2 separate regions of the Homo sapiens genome follow, and region 2 is linked to region 1. Evidence: chromatin loops called from intact Hi-C (ENCODE). Cell type or tissue: PC-3. All regions are shown on one strand. Each heading gives the region's core, and the rest is flanking DNA. Links, peaks and the distances in the headings are about the cores only. Region 1 has its middle 77 kb from the start of HS3ST1. Region 2 overlaps LOC107986178 (a long non-coding RNA gene).

The links. Hi-C counts contacts between places; a loop is a spot of excess contacts. Peaks named below come from ENCODE experiments on the same cell type or tissue, not always from the same donor. Only the 100,000 strongest peaks of a DNase experiment are listed, where the experiment ranks them.
Region 2: it touches region 1 in a loop (6-fold over the local background); 1 of 110 quality-filtered maps calls a loop at or near these places.

The regions. Positions count from the first base shown.
Region 1 is chr4:11,499,499-11,512,043 of GRCh38, reverse strand. No RefSeq gene overlaps it. Among named protein-coding and RNA genes, the nearest start is that of HS3ST1, 77 kb to the right of the region's middle. RefSeq lists an enhancer at 5,921-7,120. In PC-3, for the core only: no CTCF peak of the experiment used is centred there; a DNase peak (open chromatin) is centred at 6,343; H3K27ac peaks cover 2,185 bases.
Region 2 is chr4:11,578,531-11,591,075 of GRCh38, reverse strand. The region is part of intron 2 of LOC107986178 (a long non-coding RNA gene); the gene reads right to left. Among named protein-coding and RNA genes, the nearest start is that of HS3ST1, 160 kb to the right of the region's middle. In PC-3, for the core only: no CTCF peak of the experiment used is centred there; a DNase peak (open chromatin) is centred at 5,355; H3K27ac peaks cover 1,527 bases.

The DNA of each region.
Region 1 (12,545 bases), core at 2,446-10,445:
TAAATAACTTCCCCAAGTCACACAGCTAGCAAGTGGCAGGGCTGGATTCAAACCTGGAAAGATAGACTCTAGAGATCACATGTTAACTACTGGCCAAAATCGAGATCATGTAAACTTCACTGTTAGAGCTCATCTCTCCACTGGGGGTCTTGACTTGGAAAATAGAAAAATAGTTTTTATAAGTGAAGCAGCACATACATGACAGAGGTAAGAAAAAGCAGGCAGTGAGCATGCATTGAACAGTCTCTGTGTTCCAAAAACTTTGCTACCTTTTGCGACAGATGTAGAAGAAATATAACATATTCCCCTCTCTCAAAAATTTACAACCTAATGAAGAAAGCTGATCTGGAACTTCCTGAGATGCTGTGCTTTCAACTGAGGCTAACCCATACCCCAGGCTGACCCACTTCATTACTCTATGGCTGCCCCACAATGTGGCAAAGCTCTCGTCCTCTAACATTGTTTATGCTGAGTTTCTGTGAGCAGATGGGAAGACTTATCTGTTGCCCCATCTCCCCATGTTTATTCTCTCAGTATGCAATTGCTCCATACTCATATCACAGCAAGCATTTCTCCAGGTCGTGAGGGGACACTGTAACACAGAGGCTGAGAGCCTGGTTACTCAGAGAGGGGTCCTGGGACCAGTAGCATACTCATCACCTGGGAGCTCGATAGAAATGCAGAGTATCAGGCTCTATCTCAGACCTGTGGGATCAGAATATGCATGTTAACACTGGTTTAAGCACTGGCTTAAAGTAAAGGCTTGAAGTCAAACTAAGTTAAACTAATAACTTGGCTTTTTACTTGCCAAATGATCTTGGGAATGAATTTGCCTTTATAAACCTCAGTTTACTGTCTAAAAATGAAGATAATAATAACACCTGCCTCATAAGTCTGTTTTGAAAATTAAATACATTGCACAGTACCTAACATAGGGGTAACTGTCAATTAATATTAGCTAATGTATCATTATTGTTATTATTAGCATATGACCCCTGCTTTATGAGAGACTATACCTATAGTCTAGAAAAGGGAAACGTGGGCTAATAAGTATATAGATTTACTACAAATACCATAAGACCTTTTGTTCCAGGTATTTGTGCCAGAGGTCCATAGCTTTTTACCTATGAGACATCACCCAAACATTAAAACCATGGTTCCTATTTGCTCAAAGGACGCACAGAAACATTATCTGTTGGCTGCATAATGAATACATGTAGAGAGATTTTTCTATTTTCATAAACAGTATTTTGCTTTTGTTTTTGTTTTCCCAATTTTCTATTTGAAAGCCTTACTTCTGGCACCCACAATGCACCCACAAGTATCTGAAGCTCAGAAATCTCCAAATCGAGGATCTAAGAAGTAGATCTCAGGTCAGAGAAGGACCCACAATTTGTAGGAATATCAGTCAAAATGGAAACAGGCCAGAAACAGAATATCTAGACATGCTGAATTGAAGTAGCTGAGAGGAATAGGAATGAGATGGTTTATGTCAAACCAGCTACCAAGGACAAATAAGACAAACATCAGATTTCACAAGGATCAGTTGGGGAAAAAAAATCTGTGAAAGAATATGTCGCCTACATTGTTTTCCTTTTAAATCACCTTTTCTTTTTAACTTTTTCATGGTGTCTCTTCTCCCCCAACAGATCTCTAAAGTTTTGTGTTCCTTGGATTCTATCTCCAAACCCCTTATCCACTCTCCCTTAATTCTTTTCTTAGGTGATTTTATGCAGTTTCCTCTGTTTAAATACCAGCAATACAGTAAGACTCTCAAATTTGCATTTCTAGCTCTGATGACTCCCCTGAGTCCCAGGCTCAACTTCCCATTCAGCATTTTCACTTAGAAATCAAATGGGATCCAAAACTTAGTTTGGTCTAAAACGGACCACTTGTTTACCCATGCCACCCCTGTCCCCACCAAAATCCACCATCAACCCAGTTATCAAGGCCCCAAACTAGGAGGAATCCTTGATTTGTTTTTTCTTTTCCTTCACCCTAGTTCTGTGCATCAGCAAGTTGTATGAGCTCTTCTTCCAAAAAGCATCCCAAATCTGGTCTTTTGCTATTATCTTTGCCACTGAAATCCTAATCCGGGTCAGCATAGTCCATCCCCCAGATCAAGTGCCATTATCTTGATGATGGTCCTCATCTCCACCCACGTGTCTTACAGGCAGCTCTGCACACGGATGCCTGAGTGAGCCTTATAATCAGACGGTGTAAGCTTCCCTGCGTAAAACCATGCCCTAGGCTTTTACTATGCCCTACAAGGCCCTTCATGAAGTGGCCCCTGCTTCTGTCATGAATTTCATCTCAGGCCACTCTCTTTCTCATCCCAAGCTCCAACCACCCTGACCCTCTTGCAGCCCTTGGAATGGTATACTAAGTGCACTCATTTCAGGACCTTTGTATCTGCTGTTCCTTCTATTTGAAGTGCCTTCTGTAAACCTTCGCATGACTGCCTTCTTCTTGTTACTTAGTCAACACAAATGTCATCTCATTTATGTTGAGATGACATTTGTGTTGAGCTTAAATGAGATGACATTTCTGTGGAGCTTTTCATCCCCAGCAACTCCCTCAGGCACTGTTTAACTTATGGATCAATTTAATCTTTTTCATAACACTTTTTAAAAATTAACATTAGCTTTGTAATGTATTTTTGGTTGAATATCTACTTGTTTCTTTCTCTAGAAGGTAAGCTCTTTGAGGGCAAAGATTATGTCTCTCTTGTCTGCATCAGTACCTAGAGCATTGTCTTGCATGTGATAGGCACTTACCATATACGTGTTGACCAATTGATCTTGTTTTGAATGTGCAGGTTCAGCCTACTATATTTATGCTGTCTTATATCTGAAATCAGCTGACCTATGTGGTTAGCTTAAGAGCTAATGCTCAATGCTAATTAGGAAGCAGTGTGGTTTCTTGGACAACAGCTAAATATTTTTATGAAAAAAATGAAATATGAAGACAAAGCTTCTCATGCGCATGCCTTAGTTGTTCATTTCTTTAGAACATAAAATTTGTTTGTACACACAAAAAAGATGTTGTATCCAAAAATTATTCCAAAAAAACATTGTTTTGTGTTCATGAAAAGAAAGAAACTGTGTTTCACCTTGTTAAGCGTTCGAGAATTTTCTGTGTTCAGTGACACTGGTAAGGCTGGAGAGTTGAAATGAAAATTTCTCTTGGGATAAAAATAGTGAACTGAAAAGTAGTAAATCAAACACTCTTCATTTGCATGTCTCAGGGGCCATGTATAGAAACTAGCATCTGATACAATCTACAGTGTACAAACCTGGGAGTGTAAGCTGCATGAAGGCAAGGGCATCATCTATTATTCATTATCATTTTATTCCCTAGCTATAACTCAGGGCTTAGGATGTAGTAATCACTTATTAAAACTTTGTTGAAAAAGTAAAGGGGAATTATGTTATAAATGGCATTTTGATGTTGCTATTATGGAATCTTTTATTTTAGAAGCATCTCCAATATACTAAGTACTGCACTAGTGGCTTGTAATAAAGAATGCATCAGAAGAGCAGCACTTTATGGTGGACAGAAAACTGCAAGGAGTGTCTGTAGGTCTTGACCCTTATATGAGATCTGTCTCAGCGTAACCTCGAGCAAGTCTCATAACCTCTCAAAGCCTCCACTCTTCAAATAAACAGAGAACCCAGTGCTGCATAACTATAGCAGCTACATTTCTTCCTGGCATGAGCTATGAGTCTGACACTCTACAGGGTTTTCCACATGGGCAGTTTAATTTAATCCTCAAAGCAAAGTACGAGTTATATTTTTATTATTAATATCACCTTGAGCAGGCTATGGCATTTGTCCACCGTCACAAGTCCAAGGACTCTGAACTTGAACTCAGGTCTTCCTGACTACCAAGCCAATGCTTTTGGATCTCCATCTCATGCTTCTCTACTTAGGTTGGCCATCTGCCCAGGTTTGCTTGGGACAGTGCCAGCCCTGGCTGGTCACCATTTGATATAGTTTGAATATATGTCCCTGCCAAATCTCATGTTGAATTGTAATCCCCAGTTTTGGAAGTGGGGCCTGGTGGGAGGCGTTTGGATCATGGGGACAGATCCCCCATGGCTTGGTGGTGTCCTTTTGATAGTGAGTGAGTTCTTGTGAGACCTGGTTGTTTAAGCGTGTGGCACCTCCCCTCCCTCCCCACTCTCTCTCTTTCTCCTGCTTTCAACATGTGATGTGCCTCCTCCCTCTTCAACCTTCAGCCATGAGTAGGAAAAGCTCCCTGAGGACTCCCCAGAAGCCGAGGAGATGCTGGTGCCATGCTTGTACAGCCTGCAGAACCATAAGCCCATCAAACCTCTTTGCTTTATGAATGACCAAGCCTCAAGTATTCCTTTATAGCATTGTGAGAATGGCCTAATACAGTTTTCCTAGTGATCTTTTCACTTTGCGACTTGTGAACTCTCCACTAGAGGCGGCCCTCTCCACTAGAGGCGGCCATCAAATAGGTTCTGTTCCCCTTCCATCTTTACTTTATTCTAGAAAGAGTACAGAATCAGGTGACCACAAGGAAGCTGAAGGGGGGCATGATCACTGCACTTTATTAAATGGATCTGGGTGATATGGTTTCTTATGGAGAGTCAGGTGGCCTTGAAATGAACACATCCAAATTTATTTGCCAAACTGAGAATGAAAGAGCTAAAGGGGTAATAACGATGATGATGTTAATAATATTAATAATATGATAATGATTATAATAAAAACAACAGCAGTAAACACAACAATCATTGGAATTAGTATAGTTTTTTAGCCTCAATTATGTAAACAATTAAGTGTTCATTCATCAGCAAATCCTTAATGCACAGTTACTGTTCACCAGAGAAACTGAGCAGCTTTGTGTACCATTCTTTTCTGTGAATATCCTAATCTCTGAACCACTTTCTTCCCTCTTACCTGTAAAATGGGAATAATAACCTCCACCTCATTGAGAGTGATGGGGCTACTATTCAAAGAAAAAAAAATTATTGAAGGAACCATCCCCTAGCTAAGTAAATGTTTGCCTCTGACTCCTTTAATTCAAGTACCATGGCATAGTTATTCATAAAAGTCAGTATGTTTATGCATTCTTTCACTCAACAAATATTTATAATATGCATAATATATGTCAAGTACAGAATACAGGCAAAATACATAGTTAATGTAATACAACAAAAAAAGGCAGTGAAAACAAATTTACAAAGGTGAGAGGATGAATAGCTATGGAGGGGATTGTGTGACTTTAAGCAGGATGATCAGGGAAGTCTTTCTTCTGGGGTTGACATTGGAGCAAATAGGTGAAGCTGGTGAAAGCACGGACTATGCAGGTGCACAGACAGAGTTTCACATGGGGAGAGGAGTGTGTGTGCATGGGCTGCGGTGGGAGTGGGGACCAAGAAACAGCAGGAGGACCGGTGTTGCTAGAGCTGGTGAAGCAGAAGGAAGGGAGCAAGAGAAGTCAGAGGCAGAGTCATCAGTGATGTGGACCATGGCAAGAGGCTGGTGATTTACTGGGATCCTATTTCCAGTGTGATGGAAACTGTTGACATGTTCCATTGAAGGTCGGTTAATAAAGATCGATCATTAAGTCAGAGCTAGTGTTTCAGTGAATACCGCATGCTAAGACAGCATGAATATACACCTTGTGCCAAAAGTTACTTGCTGAAGCAAACCAGACTAGCCATGACCAGGTTGAGAGACCATGACAGCACAGTGGAAGACTCCACATCCAAGGGAGTACCTTCGAAATGGTACTCCCTTGTGTACCATTGTGAGGGAGTACCTCACAATGTGGCAGATAGGAGGCCCTAGCTTGCAGACCTATCCAAGATCCATGATGGGACATGAGGAATTATGTGATCAGTGCCAATGAATCCTGTGGAGATTTCTTTCCAGCCAATTGCCTTGAATGACAGGATCTCAAACTCAATTGAATGCTCTGGGCCAGGCTAGGGTTTCATAGACACAATTTCATTCAAATCTCACAATAGCCCCATGGGGTGGAATTTCCATTTCACACTTTGCCTGTGAGGAGTCTGAGATGGGAGATGGTAAGTGATTTGCCAAGTTCACAGCTAGAAAGCATTGCTTCCCAGACATGGAAGCCCACCTTCTCCCTACACAGCCCCTGCGTATTTGTGAGCCTGTAGACACTTCCTCTTTGTCCCTTTCATCTTGCAGCAATAAAACCTGCCAAAGGATGACTTAATGCCAATAATAACCACCTCCCCACTGCAGGGGCCTCTGCAGTTTACCTAGCTCCTTCATACTCATTTTCTTATGCCCTCTGTGAGCCAGTTCACACCCTCCCTGCCTTTTATTTTCACAGGCATGGCAGGTACAGGATGTGATAAATACTCTGAACAAGGAAACATTTAGCCTAAGCCAACTATTATCGGCAGCATCTATGACGAATGACTTAATATAACCCTGAAAAGCACAATGTGATGACTAATTTGTGGTTAAAGGTAGTTGGAAATTTACTTTGTAAAAAATTACATGGAAGTAACCTGATTAACTTTGAAAGAGAGAGCAAAAAAAAAAAAGGGGGGGGGCAACAAAATACACAAATAATGATTTACTCCTCCTTGCAGAGGTAGCAATAAAGATAAGAATTACAACCCCAAGACCAAGAGACGGAATGAACATGTTTCATTTTGCATACTGGATGAAGAACATGGATCAGAGCAGGAAATGTTTAAGTAAGAAAGCTCTGGGGCTCCATGGACTCAAGCAGACCGTTTGTTTTAGATGGGAAAGGAATCTTTGGCTATCTAGTCTCTTCAGTTACCTGATGAAGAAACTGAGGCATACACACAGGATCTTATTTGGAGTCCATTGAGTCAAGGCCTTCTCCTTGGCAGGGAGGAAAACGCAGCATGTTTCTAGAGAAGGATGCAAACTCTGAGGTCCTGATGGCCTGAGCTTGCTGGCTTCGTCTGGGCGACTTGGGACAAATCACCTAACCTCTTTGAGACTGAAATGTTTTATATGAAGACCATGAATGACAATACAAACTTCCTAGTGTTGTAAGAGTTAAGCAGCTTATTGCACCTAAAATACCCAGCAAAATACCTGGCATACAGTAGGTTCACCAAAGAATGTTCATTCCTTTCTTCCTCTGCCTAGTTACTGTCTTTCCCCATGGAAGTCATGAAAGCTGTATCAAGCCTTTCTTAGTTCTCTAACTCCACACCCCTCACAAAAAAAAAAAAAGAAAAAAAATTGACATTAACCTCATTTTTCATTTCCTAGACTGCTGTAGCAAACTATCACAAACTTGGGGGCTTAAAACAGTGGAAATGTTTTGTCTCACAGTTCTGGACGCCAGAAGTTTGAAATCAAGGTGTCATTAGGGTTGGTTTCTTCTGGAAGCTCCAAGGGAGAATCTGTTCGATGCCTCACTCCTAGCTTCTGGTGGCTGTGGGCAATCTTGGCATTCTCTGGCTTGTCAATGCATCACTACAACCTCCACCTCCCTCACGTGAACTTCTCCTCTGTGTCTGTATGTCTATGTCTCAAATCCCCTCTCCTTTCTTTTGTAAGGATACCAGCTACTGGATTTACAGCGTATCCTAAATCCAGGAAATCTAAATCCTGAGCTTTCTAAATTAATCCCATCTACAAAAACACTATTTCCTTTCTTTTTTTCTCCCTCTTCTTCTTATTTTTCTTTTTCAGATGGAGTCTCACACTCTGATGCCCAGGCTAGACTGCAGTGGCACAATCTTGGCTCACTCCAACCTCCACCTCCCAGGTTCAAGCAATTCTTCTGCCTCAGCCTCCCAAGTAGCTGGGACTACAAGTGGGCACCACCATGCCTGGCTCATTTCTGTATTTTTAGTAGAGACAGGGTTTCACCATATTGGCCAGGCTGGTCTCGAACTCCTGACCTTGTCATCTGCCCACCTCTGCCTCCCAAGGTACTAGGATTACAGGCGTGAGCCACCACATCCGGCCCCAAAACACTATTTCTTTTTTTTTTAATTTTATTTTTTTATTATTTTATTTATTTTATTTTATTTATTATACTTTAAGTTCTAGGGTACATGTGCACAACGTGCAGGTTTGTTACATATGTATACATGTGCCATGTTGGTGTGCTACACCCATTAACTCGTCATTTACATTAGGTATATCTTCTACTGCAATCCCTCCCCCCTCCCCCACCCCACAACAGGCCCCGGTGTGTGATGTTCCCCTTGCTGTGTCCAAGTGTTCTCATTGTTCAATTCCCACCTATGAGTGAGAACATGCCAAAACACTATTTCTAAGTAAGTTCACATTTACAGGTACCAGGGGTTAGGACTTAGACAGATCTTTTGGGGGAAGGGACACAATACAACCTACTAAAGAGAGCAAACAACTTGTGTCTCTTGGGGACCCTCTGATTTCTCATACCTAGTACAGTGCTTGTAACCTAACAAGTTTTCATTAAATGCATGTGGAAAACATGAACACTGTCACTTTAAGACTTCCCGTCTGTGATCCTACATTCCTGCCAGATGGCCCCTCTAACCCTGAGAGCCTCAGCTTTCCCAACCGCCTGAGCATCCCACTGTCTGTACCATCACTGAAGCTCCACAGGAAGCCAGGCCCCTGGAAGGCACAGCTCAGCAGGACTGTGTGACTGTCCCCTGACAAGCTGCATGGCAAGGTGCCTACATGCTGTTCAGAAAAGCAGAGCAGGCCTTGTTTCTGCTGAGCTCCATGGAGACAAATGTCAGTGACATTGCTGCCTGCTTTGGTGACCTTCCTTACCACAGGGACATTGGACATAGTACATTTGTGTTTACAAACGCCTCTGCCTCTCTACACCCTAACTTTGCTTATGAGTGTTCCTACTATCCTGAATTTTTTTTCCTCCCCTTCCTATGGCATTTTTATCCCAACTATCAAATTTATCCCACTTTAAATATCTTCCTTAGCAATAACTTCCCAAATAGCCCAATCTACTTTCTACCTGAATATATACTTTCATAAAGTTCATATTTATTCTTTAAAAGATTTAACACAATAGTAAATAATGATGAGTTTAATTACTTGTATAATGCCCTGCTTCCTGAACTATCTTTAAGTTACATGAGAGCAGATCTTTGTCCATTGTATAAATAGAATGCATCTCCAATGCCTGGAGCTAGAAGGTGCGGAACATGTGGAAGCGACCACTTGAATCTGCTTGCCACACTTTTTGTCTTAGCCTTTAGTCCTCTCATTCACACTTCAACTTTCCAATTCCCCCTTCACTCACTGTAAAGTGTATTCATGATCTATATTATCGTACACAACAAGCTTGGTTTCCCAATATCCAGTTCATCATCAAGTCCTATTCATGGAGCTATCAAATACCCATTGGCTTCATCCTTCCACACTGGTAGGTGGATTCCTACCTGTATTTGTTTGGTACAGCTGCCATAACAAAGATAAGTGGCTTTAACAACATAACTTGGCCCTAACAAAGATGGTGCCTTTAACAACATAACTTGTTTTCTGGAGGCTAGAAGTCTGAGGTCAAGGTGTAGGCAGGTTTGCTTTCTTCTGAGGCCCTTCTCCTTGGCTTCTAGATAGATGTATTATCTCTGTGTCTTTATAATGTCTTCCATCTGTGTATATCCATGTCCTAATCTGATCTTCTCACAAGGAAATCAGCCATATTAGATTAGGGAGCATGCTAATGACCTCATTTTAACTTAATTACCTCTTTAGAGGCACGATCTCCAAATACAGTCACATTCTGTAGTACTACAGGCTAGGACTCAAGATACAAATCTGGGTGGGTGACAAATTCATCCCGTTAGATTTCAGTTCAAACAGTACTTCCTTGGAGAGGTTTGCACTGATATTTCAAATGAAGTCAGACTTCCTCATTACAGCCTCTTATAGCAGCCTGCACTGTAAATTCATGGCATTTACCATAGTAGTAATTTCATATGTGTGTTTGCAAATATTCTATTTATGTGTAGCTCTCTACTAGATTATAAACTCCATGAGGGCAGTGGATGTGTCTGGTTTTTCTTGCCATTAATAGGTCCAATGCCCAACATTAGCACTTCTTACCATTCACTCTTTATTATCATCTTCCTTTTAATTTCTAGGATACCATGGGTCCTTTTTTCTCTTTCTATGCCTCAAGATTGTTCAAGATTCTTCACTTTCCTCCTGCTTTTGACCTACCTCTTGGATATTGTTTCTTTGAGATTCTGTCTTGATCACTTTCTCTTCTTGCTCAATGAGCTCTATCTGGGAAATTGTCAACACTCTCAAGGCTTTAGTAAATATCATGTTCTCTCAATGACTTCCAAATTTCTGTATGTAGTGTGGTTCTGCCTTCATTGATTCATTCCTGTATTCCCTACTACCTACAGATTATTTTAACTTTACCCATTCCTCAAAAACATGTTCAACAAAGCAATTACATTTACCTTTAAATCTACTCTACCTCTATTTGTTGGCTTAGTGAATGGCATCAGTGTACACGCAGTGGCTCCAATAATAATATATAGTATAGGAACCCATTACCAATGTAACAGATAAAAATATAAAGAGTATCCAATCCAGCTTCTCTCTCACATCTCAAACCCAACCATGTTGACTCCTGTGTACTCCTTGGTTCATTTCTTAAATCAGATGCTTACTATTTCTCCATAGACACAAGAATATTTAACTAAGCCTAGCAGAGACACAACAAAAAAAGAGAATTTTAGACCAATATCCCTGATGAACATCGATGCAAACATCCTCAGTAAAATATTGGCAAACTGAATCCAGCAGCACATCAAAAAGCTTATCCACCATGATCAAGTGAGCTTCATCCCTGGGATGCAAGGCTGGTTCAACATATGCAAATCAATAAATGTAATCCAGCATATAAACAGAACCAAAGACAAAAACCACATGATTATCTCAATAGACGCAGAAAAGGCCTTTGACAAAATTCAACAACCTTCATGCTAAAAACTCTCAATAAATTAGGTATTGATGGGACATATCTCAAAATAATAAGAGCTATTTATGACAAACCCACAGCCAATATCATACTGAATGGGCAAAAACTGGAAAAAGTCCCTTTGAAAACTGGCACAGGACAGGGATCCCCTCTCTCACCACTCCTATTCAACATAGTGTTGAAAGTTCTGGCCAGGGCAATCAGGCAGGAGAAAGAAATAAAGGGTATTAAATTAGGAAAAGAGGAAGTCAAATTGTCCCTGTTTGCAGATGACATGATTGTATATCTAGAAAACCCCATCGACTCAGCCGAAAATCTCCTTAAGCTGATAAGCAACTTCAGCAAAGTCTCAGGATACAAAATCAATGTGCAAAAATCACAAGCATTCTTATACACCAATAACAGACAAACAGAGAGCCAAATCATGAGTGAACTCCCATTCACAATTGCTTCAAAGAGAATAAAATACCTAGGAATCCAACTTACAAGGGATGTGAAGGACCTCTTCAAGGAGAACTACAAACCACTGCTCAAGGAAATAAAAGAGGATACAAAGAAATGGAAGAACATTCCATGCTAATGGATAGGAAGAATCAGTATCATGAAAATGGCCATACTGCCCAAGGCAATTTATAGGTTCAATGCTATCCCCATCAAGCTACCAATGGCTTTCTTCATAGAATTGGAAAAATCTACTTTAAAGTTCATGTGGAACCAAAAAAGAGCCTGCATCGCCAAGTCAATCCTAAGCCAAAAGAACAAAGCCGGAGGCATCATGCTACCTGACTTCAAACTATACTACAAGGCTACAGTAACCAAAACAGCATGGTACTGGTACCAAAACAGAGATATAGACCAATGGAACAGAACAGAGCCCTCAGAAATAATACCACATATCTACAACTATCTGATCTTTGACAAACCTGACAAAAACAAGAAATGGGGAAAGGATTCCCTATTTAATAAATGGTGCTGGGAAAATTGGCTAGCCATATGTAGAAAGCTGAAACTGGATCCCTTCCTTATACCTTATACAAAAATTAATTCAAAATGGATTAAAGACTTAAATATTAGACCTAAAACCATAAAAACCCTAGAAGAAAACCTAGGCAGTACCATTCAGACATAGGCATGGGCAAGGACTTCATGTCTAAAACACCAAAAGCAAAGGCAACAAAAGCCAAAATTGACAAATGGGATCTAATTAAACTAAAGAGCTTCTGCACAGGAAAAGAAACTACCATCAGAGTGAACAGGCAACCTACAGAATGGGAGAAAATTTTTGCAATCTACTTATCTGACAAATGGCTAATACCCAGAATCTAAAAGAACTCAAACAAATTTACAAGAAAAAAACCATCAACCCCATCAAAAAGTGGGCAAAGGATATGAAGAGACACTTCTCAAAAGAAGACATTTATGCAGCCAACAGACACATGAAAAAATGCTCATCATCACTGGCCATCAGAGAAATGCAGATCAAAACCACAGTGAGATAGCATCTCACACCAGTAAGAATGGCAATCATTAAAAAGTCAGGAAACAACAGGTGCTGGAGAGGGTGTGGAGAAATAGGAACACTTTT
Region 2 (12,545 bases), core at 1,426-9,425, 80 kb before region 1:
TCATAATATGACCTTAGGTATGCCATTTAATTGCTTTGAGTTTCCAATTTTCTTATTTTTGTAATAAGGGCGTGAAACAAAAGGCTTCAAAAGGCCCCTCTAGCTCCCAAAGATGATGTCTCCATATGAATAGAAGTATGATAATTCTTTGAAAAGCTATTCAATGTGAGTATACACATTCACACATCATAGATGCATGCATACCCATACCATATTTTAGCTGTGAAATCTCAAATGACATAGGATTTGATTTATACATAAGAAAGAGAAAAAGAAATATAAGCAATAAGTTTGCATGGCCTTACGTTTAATATGTCACTTAGATGTAGCTTTGTTGTCCAAATTTGTCAAAAACTTTAGCAGGATAGATTCTGGTAGAAAAGATGTGAAACTTAGAGGCATGCCTCTCTTATTATAGGGCAGCTCCCACTCACTTCCTAAAAGCAATCCATCTGTTAGGTCAACCAGAGGCTGCACCCTGTTCTTTGGAGGGCAGTTATTTTTTTTTTCCATAAGAGTAAAAGGTATTGAAGAGAGCGAGAAGAGAAGTGCAAATGCTCTTAAGAGAATACTCAGATCTGAACATCATTATTAGGAGGCATTCAGACAGTTATTCATAGGCACAAAGCGCTCCCCAATCATCACATCAATTTTGTATGAGCTAAATGCTATGGAATTTGTTATACTATGGCCCAAAGTGGGTTTGAAAACTATAAACACTTTCTTACAGGATGATTGTGTAAGAAGTCACTTTCCGTGAGCTCCTGAATAATAGTATCTCCCAGGGGACTTATTTTTCAGCCAACCACAGGAGTCCCAAGAGCAGAAAGGGTTGGTTGGGGTCATAGACTAGAAATGCAGTGTTCAGTAGGAGGATCAGGTGGGTCATTGAGATGGTGACATTTGAGCAAAGATGTGGAGAGGAGGAAGAATGTGGCCATGAGGATACCTGAGGCAGGAGCAATTCTAGCAGTGGGAAGATCTAAAGCAAAAGCCCTGAAATGGAAGCCTGTCTGATGCCTTTGAGGAATATCAAGGCCAGTGAGGCTGGAACAGAGTCAGTGAGAAAAGAGTAGGAAGATAATTTAGAAAGGTAACAGGAAAGTAAGTTCACAGAGAATCTTAGACATTATAAGGGCTTTGGCCTTTATGTTGTGTTAGGTGAGAAGCTGCTGGAAGGTTTTAAGCAGTGAGTCATGTAGTTTGTTTAAAAGCATCACCCTGGCAGTGCAGTGTTGGAGTCTGTACAGGGGCAAGAAAACAATGAGGAAGATCAGTTAGGAGGCAAATGTTGTAGTCTAGGAAAGAGGAAATGGAAATGGTGGCTCAGAATAAATAGATCAGTAGAGGAGGGGAAGATGAGATTCTGGATATACGTTTTGAAGGGAGAATTAAGAGGACCTCAATTCTGAAGGTTTGAATGTGGGATATGAGAGAATAAATCTGAATGATTCCAAGATTACTGACCTGCACACCAGAAGGGTGGAATTGCCATCAACGGAAATGGAGAAAACTAAGTCATGGAAGATAAGTCAATGATCTGGAAAGAAAATGCTAAGTTTAAATGGACTATTGGAAACCCATAAATACATTTCAGGTAGACAGTTGGATATACAAGTCTACAATTCTGGGCTGGGCTTAAATATTTTATTACCAAAAGCATCCAGGTAGAATTTAAAAACAAACAAACAAAAAACAATAAAACTATAATAGGGCCCAGAATATCCCCCTTCTTGTTATATCCCCAAAAGAAATAAAATCAGCACCTTGTAGAGATATTGGCACTCCTGTCTTCATTGCAGCATTCTTTACAAAGCCAAGATATGAAAGCAATCTAGAGTCCATTGGCAGATGAATGGATAAATTCTGGCATGTGTGCACATACATGCACACATACACACACACAGAGGAATATAATTCAGCATTACAAAAGGAGATTCTGCCATTTGCAGAAACGTGGACAAACCTGGAGGACATCATAGTAAGTGAAAGAAATCAGACACAAAGAAAAATACGACGTGATTTCATTTATGAGGAACCTAAAAAATGTTAAATACATAGAAAGAAAGTAGAATAGTGGTTACCAGGGTCAGGGACTGGGGGGATGGGGAGATCTATATCAAAAGATACAAAGTTGCAGTAATGTAGGATGAGTAAGTCTAGAGATCTAATGTATAGCATGAGGATGGTAGTTAATGATATTGCATTGTTTATTGGAAATTTGCTATGAGTACATTTTAGGTGTTCTTATCACACATACAAAAGATTAGTATGTGAGGTGATGGACATGTTAATTTGATGGACTGTAGTAATCATATATATGTATGTCATGTGTATTACAGGTATATTTTGTATATATGTATATCAAAACATTATGTTGTCCACCTTAAATATAGACAATAAAAAATACAGAAAATAATGAAGCCATTAGACTGGATGAGAGCAACACAGAGAAGTGAGGATGGAAAGAAAAGAACAAAGTAGCAGCCTGGATTCCTGAGGCCTTGCAGACTGGAAGGAGACATGAGAAAAGTACATCATGAAAGAGCCAAATAGCAGCCACTGGAGGTAGAAGTGAAACCAGGAGAGGACCGTGCTGGAAGCCAGGTGAAGAGAGGACCCTGCTGGAAGCCAGGTGAGGAGAGAACCATGCTTGAAGCCAGGTGAGAATGGTATTTCAAGGAAGAAGAGGGAGTGATGGTGTCAGACGTCGCTGAGAAGCAAAGTAGATGCACACTGACAACTGATGACTGAATCAGACTGAGAACTGAGGGCTTCAGGAGGAGTCGGGAGATGGAGCCAAAGATTTTGCTGCAAAGGGAAGAGGGGTGGTACCTGTTTGGGAGAATGTGGCCAGGAGGAATTTTTTTTTTCTGTGTTTTAAAGATAAAATAAATAGCAGCATGTTTGAATGCTGAAATGATGAGGATAGAGGAAATCTTTATCAGCAGAGAAAGGAGACACGCTGAAGCAATGTGATGGGACATTGTGTGCTGCAGAAGGACTGGCTGTTACTATGGTTAACACCCAGGAAGTCAGGGTATCTGATGTGAAGGCCACCAGGTGTGTAGATAGTGAGGTGGCACTGGGTGACATTATTTACCCAATCAGCCCGTCATACTTTACTATGTTTCACACTCTCTGCCTATTGTTCTCCCGCTGATTCTTCTAGGTGCAACCCACAAGCTACTTTGTTCAAACTTGAGCTGTCCAGTTACCATCTGGGGCGGTTAGGAAAAACCCTAAAATCTGGCTGGGTTTTTTTCTTTCGACATAAAACTAATCATGTCCTTAAACACAAGCAAAATAGTCATGAGACAAGAGAGAAATTCAAGGTCAATAAGCTTTCTTTAGAATTACACAGCTAGGAAATTTAGTTCAAAAAGCTGTTTCAATTTTGGAAATTCAAAATAATAACATTTTAGTTTGAATTGCACATAAGAAGAGAATCGCCATTATGTTTTTAGTGCAGATTAAGTCGCAGGATCTTAATTTTCCCCTGCCCCAAAGCCACATGTTCTGGTCCCATGAGAGCAGCCTAAAGACAGCACAGGAAAGTCACATTTCTGTAGCTGCTGGTAGAAGTGACTAGAGCTGCAAATTCGAGTCTTGTCAGTGGAGAGAAGCTGCAAACAAGATCAGAGGAACCACAGCTTCTGTCAACTTGCATGTAAAAATATGGAGTTGGAGATCCACCAGCATTACCAGCAGGTGAGAAAAAGTCAGGAAAATGTTGACCCTCTTAATCCCCCGTTGCAACCCTTCATTCCAATCTACATATCTGGGATACAATTTTTTTCTTTTTTTTTTTTTTTCTGAGACGGAGTCTCTCTCTGCTGCCCAGGCTGGAGTGCAGTGGCACCATCTCGGCTCACGGCAACTTCTGCCTCCCGGGCTCAAGCAATTCTCCTGAGTAGCTGGAATTATAGGTGCACACCACCACACCTGGCTAATTTTTGTAATTTTAGTAGATACAGGGTTTCACCATGTTGGTCAGGCCAGTCTCGAACTCCTGACCTTGTGATCCACCCACCTCTGCCTCCCAAAGTGCTGGAATTACAGGCGTGAGCCACTATGCCTGGCCTGGGATACAATTCTAATGCTTCCCCTGATATTTGAGACCCATTGCTTGCTCACTTCTTGGCCTGCTTCCTTCTCTGTATCCTTGAACCCTCATCCCACCATGGGTTATATTTGCTCACCCCCAGATCTCTGCACGTGCTGCACTCCCCTTACCTGACATGCCCATCACTCTTGCCTATGTCAAGCTAACTTTTTTACTTTCAGGTCTCAGAAGAGTGGTGACTTCCCACCTGAAGCCTTCCTTGACACTGCAGCAATCTTGGAACAGCCAACACTTACACAGCTGTTACTATTCGTGAGTTACTATCCTATGAAATTCGTAGAAATTGACACACTCAAACCTCACAAACAATATTATGGTTATTATTATTTTCATTTTACAGGCGAGAAATATTATGCTTAGACAGGTCAAGTAATTTTTAAGGTCATACACCTTATGAATGTAAGAGCCAGCATTTTCAGTCATGCCCAGCCAGCCCATGACTAGAGACCCACTTTGAAGCTTTACTCTAGGCTGTCCTTCATAAAAGGGTATAGAAGTTGCAGATTTCAGAAGTTTTATTGTATTTGTTTTTTCACTTGTAAACACCTTTCCCACTGGACCTGAGTGTGGTTATAAACATTTAAACTCTACCTCCTGAAAGTGGGTGTGTGTGGCCTGGTTGCTAGAATCAACTTCAAATGGCCTCCTATGCTATCTTAAGTCAGGTAAGAAAATGAAAATATATTTAGTTGGAAGATTTACTGATAGAAATGTACAGTAGCTGCTTTACCCTCCTAGTATTTAAAATAACTCCCCACACAACATGTCCCGGTCATTACCACTTGCGCTGAGTAAATGGAAAATTATTTCACACAGAGGCTTGTTCGTGTACAATTTGGTTAGGTTTATTTTGCTTTAAGATATATGATTTGATTCATTAATTCATTCATTAATGAAGAGTCTAGCTTTAAACAAATGTGAAGGTCACAGCTAGGAAGAGGTAGATCCTGGATTTTAGCTTAAGAAATGTATCTCAGATTCAGGACCCTCAAGACAGACTACTGCACTGCAACGTAGAAGAGAATGTTCTGAGAGCATTAAGAAAACAAGGCTAACTCTGTTAGGTGTTCAGTGAAGGCTTCAGAGAAGAGCCATCATTTGAACAGCAATGTGATAGAATTACAATTCTGTGAGTCAGAAAGGCTGTGCACACATTCAACACCCAGAACCAATAAAAATCTTCAGCACTGCTCTCACCAGGCAGGTGCACTCCCACTCTGTGTGTGCTTCCCTTTCTCTGCATATCCTGATCACATCCACCTTCTCTACACAGACGTTCCTGAGACTCTCTAAGAGGAAACTCTTGATACATCTTGCCTGAGTTATTCTTTTGGCAATAACCAAATTCAGCCTCCTGGCATCTTGCCCAACATTTTGTACCTCTTATGTAACTTAGTTGGTAATCTGTCATCCAGTCCTTTTTGCACAGGCACTATTTATGGCATGATAAAAAGAACATTTGCTGTAAAGATAAACGCCATGATTTTGAATCCAAACCAGGCATGTCCCCCATCATTATATTCAATCTCTCAGATCCTTCATTTTCTCTCCTATAGAATTGAAATAATAATACTCCTCTAATAAATGTGGCAAAGTACTTAACTTTCTCCTCAACATTTGTCTTCTGTACAGTGTCTTGCATAGTATTCAGAAAGGTGCTGCAGATGTCTCATGAATAATGAAAAGATTTGCTTCAGACATTATTGGAATTATGCATATGGGCTGAGTGTTAAGAGAACATAATAGCAAAACAAACTTCCTGATAAGGGAAAAGACAGAAGGAGATATAAAATACTGCAGACATCTTTCCAGACCCTCATTGTGGAGCATCATTGGGACACCCACGCTCCCAACTGCAGACTTCCCCTACCTGTGCTAATATGTTCAAGGCACACCCTGAAGTGTTTACTACTAAGAAATGAGAGAATCTTGAGTCTCAAAAATATAAAAATTTGAGTTAATTCAATGTGGATAAATAAGCATTGCTGACACTCCTAAAAATTAGTGTGACCAAAGAAAGTGATAGCAGTCAATCTGATTCTCTGTTGGCATGAGTGTTACCGTCTGCACTGATTCTTTTGTTTAAAAAATTATTATTATTAGTTATGTGTTTCATAGAATTTTTTTTTCCTTTTTTTTTTTTTTTTTTTGGACAGAGTCTTACTCTGTTGCCCAGGCTGGAGTGCAATGGAGCGATCTCATTTTACCACAACCTCCGCCTCCAGGGTTCAAACGATTCTCCTGCCTCAGCCTCCTGAGTAGCTGAGATTACAGGTGCCTGCCACCATGCCTGGCTAATTCTTTATTTTTTTAGTAGAGATGGGTTTTCACCATGTTGGCCAGGCTGGTCTCGAACTCCTGACCTCGTGATTCACCCACCTCGGCCTCCCAAACTGCTGGAATTACAGGTGTGAGCCACCAAGCCCGGCCCCATAGAAAAAGTTTTAAAAGGATTTTGGAGACAAATCAGTTTTAGTCTTACTAGCTATTTGACTTTGGGTAAATTAACTGCCTAGTCTCAGTTTTCTCATCTATAAAAATAAGAAAAATGCAGCAGCTGCCATCAATGCACCAGCACTCCAACTGCCTTTAGATTTCACCTTTAATAAAGACTTATACAAATTGTCATTGCAACCCCTTCCTGGGTCTTTTCCTGGGCAAGGGGTTCTGAGATCAAGGACAGAGAAAGTCCTGAGTGTAGCAGATGTTAGAGCCCCTGGAAGCCCCTTACCCAAGATGACTGGAGAGTTGGTTGATAAACATCCATTCACTCCCACCCCTTCTCTTCTTTGAAATTTCTCTGAAGCAATTTACATTGTATCTCAGATTTCTCCAACAGCATTATCTTGTTACACACAGGGATAATTTGCTTGAGAGTACATCATTTATTTGCTGCTTTTCTTTCCTTGTCTTACTTCCTCACCCACCTACCTGAAAATGCTGGGATCCTTCAGTTTCTGAAGGGACGCAGAACACAGCAGAGGATAATATTATGTACATCTGAGTGATTTCATGGCATAAGCTTGGCACATTTCTTGGCCCATTTTATCTATTTGGATTCAATCAGAAATCAGAAGCAGTTGGAGATATATCTGAAGCAATTTATTGCAAGGAATCAGCTTACGTGATTGTGGGGCTAGCTATGCAGGTCTGAAATTTCCATGGCAGGTTTCTGTGAAGGTTGGTTGGAACTCTTGGGCAAGAGCTGGTGCTGCAGTTCACAGGCAGAATTTCTGCCTCCAAAGGAAGCCTCAACTCTGCTTTTAAGAACTTGCAACTGTTTGAATCTGACCCATCAAGATTATCTAAGGAAATCCTCCCTTACTTAGAGTCAATGAATTATGGACTTTAATCAGATCTACAAAATACTTTTATAACAAGTATTGCTAAGTATTTGATTGAAAAGTGGGGATTGGGTGGAGCCAAGATGGCCAAATAGGAACAGCACCCGTCTACAGCTCCCAGTGTGAACGACAGAGAAGATGGGTGATTTCTGCATTTCCATCTGAGGTACCCGGTTCATCTCACTAGGGAGTGCCAGACAGTGGGTGCAGGACAATGGGTACAGCGCACCATGCGCAAGCTGAAGCAGGGCGAGGCATTGGCTCACTCAGGAAGCGCAAGGGGTCAGGGAGCTCCCTTTCCTAGTCAAAGAAAGGGGTGACAGACGGCACCTGGAAAATCGGATCACTCCCACCCTAATACTGTGCTTTTCCAACGGGCTTAAAACACGGCACACCAGGAGATTATATCGCGCACCTGGCTCGGAGGGTCTTACACCCACGGAGTCTCAAGGATTCCTAGCACAGCAGTCTGAGATCAAACTGCAAGGCAGCAGCGAGGCTGGGGGAGGGGCGCCTGCCATTGTCCAGGCTTCATTGGGTAAACAAAGCAGCTGGGAAGCTCAAACTGGGTGGAGCCCACCACAGCTCAAGGAGGCCTTCCTTCCTCTGTAGGCTCCACCTCTGGGGGCAGGACACAAACAAACAAAAAGACAGCAGTAACCTCTGCAGACTTAAATGTCCCTGTCTGACAGCCTTGAAGAGAGTAGTGGTTCTCCCAGCACACAGCTGGAGATCTGAGAAAGGGCAGACTGCCTCCTCAAGTGTGTCCCTGAGCCCCGAGCAGCCTAACTGGGAGGAACCCCCCAGTAGGGGCAGACTGACACCTCACATGCCCGGGTACTCCTCTGAGACAAAACTTCCAGAGTAACGATCAGGCAGCAGCATTTATGGTTCACCAATATCTGCTGTTTTACAGCCACCGCTGTTCTGTAGCCACCGCTGCTGATACCCAGGCAAACAGTGTCTGGAGTGGACCTCTAGCAAACTCCAATAGACTTGCAGCTGAGGGTCCTGTCTGTTAGAAGGAAAACTAACAAACAGAAAGGACATCCACACCAAAAACCCATCTGTACATCAGCATCATCAAAGACCAAAAGTAGATAAAATCACTGGAAACTCTAAAAAGAACAGAAAAACTGGAAACTCTAAAAAGCAGAGCGCCTCTCCTCCTCCAAAGGAACACAGCTAATCACCAGCAATGGAACAAAGATGGACGGAGAATGACTTTGACGAGTTGAGAGAAGGCTTCAGACGATCAAACTACTCCGAGCTACAGGAGGAAATTCAAACCAGTGGCAAAGAAGTTAAAAACTTTGAAAAAAAAATTAGACGAATGGATACCTAGAATAACTAATGCAGAGAAGTCCTTAAAGGAGCTGATGGACCTGAAAGCCAAGGCTCAAGAACTACGTGAAGAATGCAGAAGCCTCAGGAGCCAATGCGATCAACTGGAAGAAAGGGTATCAATGATGGAAGACAAAATGAATGAAATGAAGTGAGAAGGGAAGTTTAGAGAAAAAAGAATAAAAAGAAATGAACAAAGCCTCCAAGAAATATGGGACTGTGTGAAAAGACCAAATCTACGTCCCATTGGTGTACCTGAAAGTGACGGGGAAAATGGAACCAAGCTGGAAAACACTCTGCAGGATATTATCCAGGAGAACTTCCCCAATCTAGCAAGACAGGAAAACATTCAGACTCAGGAAATACAGAGAATGCCACAAAGATACTCCTCGAGAAGAGCAACTCCAAGACACATAATTGTCAGATTCACCAAAGTTGAAATCAAGGAAAAAATGTTAAGGGCAGCCAGAGAGAAAGCTCGGGTTACCCACAAAGGGAAGCCCATCAGACTAACAGCAGATCTCTCAGCAGAAACTCTACAAGCCAGAAGAGAGTGGGGACCAATATTCAACATTCCTAAAGAAAAGAGTTTTCAAACCAGAATTTCATATCCAGCCAAACTAAGCTTCATAAGTGGAGAAATAAAATTCTTTACAGACAAACAAATGCTGAGAGATTTTGTTACCACCAGGCTTGCCCTAAAAGAGCTCCTGAAGGAAGCACTAAATATGGAAAGGAACAACCGGTACCAGCCACTGAAAAAAGATGCCAAAATGTAAAGACCGTCAAGGCTAGGAAGAAACTGCATCAACTGACAAGCAAAATAACCAGCTAACATCGTAATGACAGGACCAAGTACACACAGAACAATATTAACTTTAAATGTAAATGGACTAAATTGTCCAATTAAAAGACACAGACTGGCAAATCAGATAACGAGTCAAGACCCATAAGTGTGCTGTATTCAGGAAACCCATCTCACATGCAGAGACACACATAGGCTCAAAATAAAGGGATGAGGAAGATCTACCAAGCAAAGGGAAAACAAAAAAAGGCAGGGGTTGTAATCCTAGTCTCTGATAAAACAGACTTTAAACCAACAAAGATCAAAAGAGACAAAGAAGGCCATTACATAATGGTAAAAGGATCAATTCAACAAGAAGAGCTAACTATCCTAAATATATATGTATCCAATACAGGAGCACCCAGATTCATAAAGCAAGTCCTGAGTGACCTACAAAGAGACTTAGACTCCCACACATTAATAATGGGAGACTTTAACAACCCACTGTCAACATTAGACAGATCAATGAGACAGAAAGTTAACAAGGATACTCAGGAATTGAACTCACCTCTGCACCAAGCAGACCTAATAGACATCTACAGAACTCTCCACCCCAAATCAACAGAATATACATTTTTTTCAGCACCACACCACACCTATTCCAAAATTGACCACATAGTTGGAAGTAAAGCACTCCTCAGCAAATGTAAAAGAACAGAAATTATAACAAACTGTCTCTCAGACCACAGTGCAATCAAACTAGAACTCAGGACTAAGAAACTCACTCAAAACCACTTAACTACATGGAAACTGAACAACCTGCTCCTGAATGACTACTGGGTACATAACAAAATGAAGGCAGAAATAAAGATGTTCTTTGAAACCAACGAGAACAAAGACACAACATACCAGAATCTCTGGGACACATTCAAAGCAGTGTGTAGAGGGAAATTTATAGCACTAAATGCCCACAAGAGAAAGCAGGAAAGATCCAAAATTGACACCCTAACATCACAATTAAAAGAACTAGAAAAGCAAGAGCAAACACATTCAAAACCTAGCAGAAGGCAAGAAATAACTAAAATCAGAGGAGAACTGAAGGAAGTAGAGACACAAAAAACCCTTCAAAAAATTAGTGAATCCAGGAGCTGGTTTTTTGAAAAGATCAACAAAATCGATAGACCGCTAGCAAGACTAATGAAGAAGAAAAGAGAGAAGAATCAAATAGACACAATAAAAAATGATAAAGGGGATATCACCACCGATCCCACAGAAATACAAACTACCATCAGAGAATACTACAAACACCTCTAGGCGAATAAACTAGAAAATCTAGAAGAAATGGATAAATTCCTTGAAACGTACACCCTCCCAAGACTAAACCAGGAAGAAGTTGAATTTCTGAATAGACCAATAACAGGATCTGAAATTGTGGCAATCATCAATAGCTCACCAACCAAAAAAAAGTCCAGGACCAGATGGATTCACAGCTGAATTCTAACAGAGGTGCAAGGAGGAGCTGGTATCATTCCTTCTGAAACTATTCCAATCAATAGAAAAAGAAGAAATCCTCCCTAACTCATTTTATGAGGCCAGCATCATCTTGATACCAAAGCCGGGCAGAGACACAACCAAAAAAGAGAATTTTAGACCAATATCCTTGATGAACATTGATGCAAAAATCCTCAATAAAATACTGGCAAACCAAATCCAGCAGCACATCAAAAAGCTTATCCACCATGATCAAGTGGGCTTCATCCCTGGGATGGAAGGCTGGTTCAACATAGGCAAATCAATAAATGTAATCCAGCATATAAACAGAACCAAAGACAAAAACCACATGATTATCTCAGTAGATGCAGAAAAGGCCTTTGACAAAATTCAACAACCCTTCATGCTAAAAACTCTCAATAAATTAGGTATTGATGGGACATATCTCAAAATAATAAGAGCTATCTATGACAAACCCACAGCCAATATCATACTGAATGGGCAAAAACTGGAAGCATTCCCCTTGAAAACTGGCACAAGACAGTGATGCCCTATCTCACCACTCCTATTCAACATAGTGTTGGAAGTGCTGGCCAGGGCAATTAGGCAGGAGAAGGAAATAAAGGGTATTCAATTAGGAAAAGAGGAAGTCAAATTGTCCCTGTTTGCAGATGACATGATTGTATATCTAGAAAACCCCAATTGTCTCAGCCCAAAATCTCCTTGAGCTGATAAGCAACTTCAGCAAAGTCTCAGGTTACAAAATCAATGTGCAAAAATCACAAGCATTCTTATACACCAATAGCAGACAAACAGAGAGCCAAATCATGAGTGAACTCCCATTCACAATTGCTTCAAAGAGAATAAAATACCTAGGAATCCAACTTACAAGGGATGTGAAGGACCTCTTCAAGGAGAACTACAAACCACTGCTCAATGAAATAAAAGAGGATACAAAGAAATGGAAGTACATTCCATGCTCATGGGTAGGAAGAATCAGTATCGTGAAAATGACCATACTGCTCAAGGTAATTTATAGATTCAATGCCATCCCCATCAAGCTACCAATGACTTTCTTCACAGAATTGGAAAAAACTACTTTAAAGTTCATATGAAATCAAAAAAGAGCCTGCATCGCCAAGTCAATCCTAAGCCAAAAGAACAAAGCTGGAGGTATCACGCTACCTGACTTCAAACTATACTACAAGGCTACAGTAACCAAAACAGCATGGTAGTGGTACCAAAACAGAGATATAGATCAATGGAACAGAACAGAGCCCTCAGAAATTATGCTGCATATCTACAACCATCTGTTCTTTGAAAACCTGAGAAAAACAAGGAATGGGGAAAGGATTCCCTATTTAATAAATGGTGCTGGGAAAACTGGCTAGCCATATATAGAAAGCTGAATCTGGATCCCTTCCTTACACCTCATACAAAAATAAATTCAAGATGG